Linked DNA regions of Homo sapiens: region 1 is linked to region 2. A link is a loop called in an ENCODE intact Hi-C map of the cell type or tissue named here. Cell type or tissue: Caco-2. All regions are shown on one strand. Links, peaks and the distances in the headings refer to the core of each region. The heading gives the core; the rest is flanking DNA. Region 1 has its middle 40 kb from the start of MIR548AG1. Region 2 has its middle 55 kb from the start of LINC02496.

Evidence for each region. Hi-C counts contacts between places; a loop is a spot of excess contacts. Peaks named below come from ENCODE experiments on the same cell type or tissue, not always from the same donor. Only the 100,000 strongest peaks of a DNase experiment are listed, where the experiment ranks them.
Region 1: a loop joins it to region 2, with 25 times the contacts of the local background. A loop is called at or near these places in 2 of 110 quality-filtered maps.

Annotation. Positions count from the first base shown.
Region 1 is chr4:60,960,821-60,963,743 of GRCh38, forward strand. No RefSeq gene overlaps it. Among named protein-coding and RNA genes, the nearest start is that of MIR548AG1, 40 kb to the left of the region's middle. In Caco-2, for the core only: a CTCF peak has its summit at 1,639 (motif pointing left); a DNase peak (open chromatin) is centred at 1,681.
Region 2 is chr4:60,804,201-60,807,123 of GRCh38, forward strand. No RefSeq gene overlaps it. Among named protein-coding and RNA genes, the nearest start is that of LINC02496, 55 kb to the left of the region's middle. In Caco-2, for the core only: CTCF peaks have their summits at 1,670 (motif pointing right) and 1,871; no DNase peak of the experiment used is centred there.

The DNA of each region.
Region 1 (2,923 bases), core at 245-2,744, 160 kb after region 2:
GTTTATTATCTCATGAGAATTGAAATCTGCATTTTATTTCACTTGGGGGAAATATATTAAAGATCCATTTCAATTAGTATTGTGGGATATTAAATGGGACCAATTTTAAAGGGCCTATTCCCCATAGCAAATACTTTTATTCCTAAATTAAAACATATTCTTATATATAAGACCAAAATTCTAAACAAATTTCCAAAAACCATGCATACTTCTTATTTCTTTTCTTCTAAATTATCAACTATCAATGATATTCCTGCTACTACATTTGATATAAAAAAATGACATCAAATCAACCGCAGAATTCTATGGTAAAAAAGAGATATACATTTCAAAGATTAACACAAGCATTGTAAGTTTAATTAACTCAAAATCTCTTGGAATTTTCAATACTTTAGAAGAGATTTCAGTTGAAGTTCACCATCTTTTATCTATCCTATCCATTCTTTAACAGATTCTATAAATGTGTGGCGCAGGGGAATCCTTAAATGACACCCCTCTCTGTACCTCACCTCCTACCCTTGTGATCTCCCATCCTAACTCCCAGAGCTGGGACTGTGAATTGGATGGGATATTATGCCTGTGATTATAGTAGACTACAGGCCAAAAGAGATTTTGCAGATTAAATAATGCTGTGAATCAACTGATTTTCGTTCGTGGAAAGACAGACTTTTTCAGTAAATTGGCCAGTTCTAATCACTTGAGTCTTCAAAAGCACAGAATTTTCTTTAACTGGTAGCAGAAGAGAAAATCAGAAAGATTCAAAGAATGAAAAATACTTGACTTGCCATTGTTGGTTTGAAGGTGGAGAGGACCACGTGAGAAAGAATGCAGGTGGCTTCCAGTAACAGAGCATAGGGCCCAGATGACACCCAGCAAGAAAGAAGCAGGGACTTCAGATCTACAATGCACAGCAAGGAACTGGACTGCCCATGATCTGAATGAGGATGGAAGTGGACTCTTCCCGAGAGCATCCAGATAAAAGCCCAAAACTCCTGACAACTTCATTTCAGCCTTGTGAGACTAAGTAAAGAATCTAGCTGAGCCTTCCCAGGCTTCTAATTTACAGAACTATGAACTAATAACTTTGAGAAAATGTATAAATCCTCTATGTTTATGTGACATTGCTATCTTCATTTGGGTCTTATAACCACAGCACAATATTACCCTTAGTATAGGACAAACTTATTAATAATTGGGACCTCCATGTTAAAATAAGGAAAGTTTATTAGTGTATCGGGTTTCTATTTCTTGAAACAAATTTAGTAGCTTAAAAGAACACAAAGCTACACATAGAAAAAAAATAGCTCTTTTATTCTCTAAACCTGGTCTAATTTTCTGCTGGAGCCTACCCCACACAAAAGAAAACTTATTCTTGCCAAATAACAATATTTCAGTCTCTTCAGGTTTTTATACTTAGTCTCTTCAAACTCCATATCCTTCACAGACATGTTTTAAAGAATCTTTTTTGGATCATTCAATCTTTTAAGATGGATGCTCCATCTTGACATTCTTTCCCCTTCACTTTTTTCTTCTTCCTCAGAGGAGGATGTGAGTATATGAGGAGACTTACGTCGTTCTCATGACAGCGAGTGAGGGGTGCAGTTATACCTTGTGTCCTTGGGCTCCTCCAGTCTCTTTGACAGGTTTCTCATCTGTCTGACTTCTGCTCCCTCTGCTGGAACTCACTGTCAGGTTTCTTAGGGCTTCATCAAGGCCTAATGATGAGCTCTAATTCCCAAGGCAGTACCTCAGCCCTTGCTGGTATTGTGAACTTTCTCAGGAACCTCTGCTATATCTTCCATCCACGCCAGGAATAAGCAACCCATTCCTATCCTCTAATCACCGCAGTTGGATCATATCACCTCAAATAGTTTCACTTGGAGCAGGGTCATGCAGGAACACTGGATTCCACTTACACTTCATACGTACAGCAAGCAACTCAAGAATAATTACATCTCTTCTTCAGCCTAACCATGTTGAGTCCCAAAATTTAGGTTTTTTGTAACCTCAGAGACGAAATCTCCTTCCAGAGTTCCACAACCTAGAGACTCTAAAGTGCTCCCAGCCTTGGTAATTGCTTCAACTTACACAAGATGCCTCCTCCTGTCCAAGACAAAGTCTGAAAATAGGAGACTGGGTGTACCAGATTTTTCAGCCCTTCACTCATCTGCCTTTCTCTCCCTTTATCTCTCAAAATTCCTTGTGACCAAAGGACAGGTTCTGCACTATCTATCTACTGCTTTTACATCAATGCATTACATGGAATGTAAAGATAGGAATGATTCTCCCTATCATTGGTACCAACCTATGAGGACTATCACTGAAGCTGAAAGGTGAGTCTTCTCCATGTTTAGGAAAGAATTTTCAAAGTGTGAGCCATTGATGTTTCCGCATTGGTATGTTAAGCAAATTTAGAAAATATCCACTCCAAAGTTTTCCTTCCAAACCAGTTTTCTTATGGAAATATTGTCTTTTGGTCTTTAGAAATTCAACATTAATTCTATCTTAATCTTTGCAAACTGCTATAAGATTACTAATGCTACCTACTCATCTTCTAAAGCTAAGAGAAACTAGTTTATCTAAAGAACGTATAAACAGAAAGTCAAAGAGAAAACCATAATAATATAATCAAAATACCACCCAGGTATTTGAAAACATCATAAGGTTGTGCAAAGAAGTCTCAACATGGGAAAATTTTATTATTTTCTCATCTTTAGTAGAGATAAACCAGTTTAAACATTTGCAAAAATAGATTTTCCATGAATCTCACCGTGTCACTGGACGAAAACAAAGGTTATTTTTCTTACTACATTGAATGCTGTAATAAGACACCTAGTCTAATCATAACCTCGATGACATAAAAAATAGTAGGATTTAGGCCGGGTGCAGTGGCTCACGCCTGTAATCCCAGCACTTTGGGAGG
Region 2 (2,923 bases), core at 215-2,714:
GGGGAATATGAAGTCACTGGTAAAAGTCACTGGACACAGGAGTTACATACCTTAAATATAAAATATATTCCTGGAAAAACCGTCATTCAATGCAGAGTTACTGAAACAAATTCACATATAATTCAAAATAATAATAATATATCATTATTATTTAAAATTATAATGTATCATTTATACTTAGGGGATAAGAGAAGATATGAGAATAATCAAATCAGAAAATTACAGTAATGAAACAGAAAAGAACAAAAATGACATGAAACAAACAAAACAATCTATTCTATAAATAGTAAGATGGAATCCGCTGAAGAACAAGTAATCAGATGTATGAAGGAGGCAGGAAGGGCTAGAGGATCTACGGAGATAGATGGATAAGCCACTCAGATAATAGGGGTGCCAGAAGATAAAAACATAAAAACACACAGATGAAAGATAAAATATCCCAAATATAAGCAATCCATACATTGACAAAGAGAACAAATATGGTGAAATGTGAAAAAACAAAAGTAGAAGAAAATATATAGCCTGCAGACAGAGCAGATCACCTGTAAAAGTATAAGAATCAAATAATGTCAGATGTCACTGGTTACACAAAGACAGTATACTATTTCCAAAATATTAAAGGAAAATAATATTGAGCCAATAATTTGATAGCCAGCTTAATTATAACTTAAATAGATGGCATAATAATAATAACAACAATTCCAGACAAACAAGACCTCAGAAAATACGCTATGCAGGGATCTGAATTGGAAATCTTTTTAGAAGGACTCAAATAATAAAAAAACTCAGAGAACCTAAATATTTGCGCTGGTACTGAATTTAACTCAGACTGCTTATAAAGTTCTATTCTTTCTATTCCACCATGCTGTCTCTAAAATTAACCGCAATATTATATATCTTTAATGTCTTTGTAGGTAAAGCATGGTAGAGAAGCAGAAACTATAGCAGTGGTTTTAAACTTTTAAAAGGAGTTACAGAATTCATCTCACTTAAATGACAAAATTTATTTTACACATAAATTAGGACACTTCCACTATATTTATATTATTATAACTTTATAATTATTTTATCAATAGATATGTGTCTAAGAACGAATGAGAAAACCAAGAACCCAAAAATAGTTAAGGGTAGCTAATTCTCTTACTGAATCGACTAGACCATTTGCATAGCACTTATCATGTGCCAGACACTGTGGTGGATAGTGCCAGTGAGATAAGGTGATGATTTTTGTGAAAAAAATCACAGCATAGTGAAAAAAAAAAATGTGTATAAGACAACCATAGGCCAAACTTTTTTAAGTTGTCTTTACTCTTTTTTCCCCAGCCTATATCCATAAATTTTATTTGTTCACTGTCAAAATATACCCTAAAGACAACTCCTTCTCCCAATTCCACTGGCACCACTATGAAAGTCTTCTAACTCTTTCTCTACATTGAAGCTTCTCTTCCTTCTTATCTTTGCTCGATATTAGCTACAGTCATCATTTTAACACTTTAGTCACGTGACAGCCTTTTCCCACTCAGTTTTCTTCAGTGGCATTCCATTTATTGAAATGAGCACTTTCCACATGCACAACACTATTTTTAGTGCTGATTGCACTCACTTGTTCCTGAGACATGTCTCTGATCCTGATCAGTAAATTAAGGCATAGAGAAATGAAGCATTTTGCCCAAAGTCATCTAACCAGTAGGTGGCAGTCAACTTTGACGTCCATGGACTCTCTGCTTTAGCTCTATTCAAACTGCCCGATTGTGAATGTGTACTTTCCAATATTCCTTTTCTTCTGCCTTCTTAATATTAGACTCCCACTCTTAGCTAGACATGTGGATGCTTCAAAAACCATACTCCCCAACTGCTCTCCGAGCTCATTGCAGCCTTGTGCCTCAGTTATCAGCAAAAAAAAAAAGTAAGAATTGTTTTGAGGCAGGTTTCCAGATATCTAGAGAGTGCCTTAGACCCTTCTTTTTTATTGTTCCTTTTCCTGATTGCTGGGATGCAGACAATGACAGGTGCTTTAGCAGATAGTGGGCAAGGGTAGAGTTGCTTAAGATTGTATGCCCCACAAGAGGCATACCCTTGCATCATTATGCCCTGGATGTGAGATACGGAGTCAAAGGAGATTATTTTGTAGCTTGCCCCTTTGTCCTCTCTCTCCTGCCACCATGTAAATAAGATGCTTGCTTCTCCTTTGCCTTCCACCATGATTGTAAGTTTCCTGAGGCCTCTCAGTTATGCTTTTTGTTAAGCCTGCAGAACTGTGAGTCAGTTAAAACTCTTTCCTTCATAAATTACCCAGTCTCAGGTAGTTCTTTATAGCACTATGAAAAAGAGACTAACACAGGCTACTACAGGAAAGCTAAATGTAATATGTTTACAATTTCTGTGATTGGTATCAAAGCCAATCATAATATGTGCCGGGTACTGTTACACATCTCACAGGGATTGATGTAGTTCAAATTCTCAACACCATCATGAGGTAGATTCTAATTCTGTCTCCATTTGAGAGATGGGAAATTGAGGCTCAGAAAGGTGAATAACTAACCAAAGATCAATGTATCTGTAAGCATTGAAAGTTGAAGTTGAACCCCAATCATCTGACAGCTTGTACATCCCTGTCTGGTGCCTCTCATCAGAGACTGCATAATTCTGTTTCATCATGATTACTTGTTTAGTATTGGTTTTTCATAACTTTGAGATATTCTCCAGGCCAGGAATCAAACCTTATCAGCAGAAATTCTAGAGCCAGTGAAGTGCCTGATACTTAGGATCTGAATAAATATTTTTATTTTGAGTTTTTTCAAATTCATACAAATTTATGGGGTGCAAGTGCAATTTTGTTACATGCATAGATTGCATAATGGTCAAGTCAGTGGGTTTAGGGCATCCATCACCTGAATAAAATACACTGTACTCATTAAGTAAT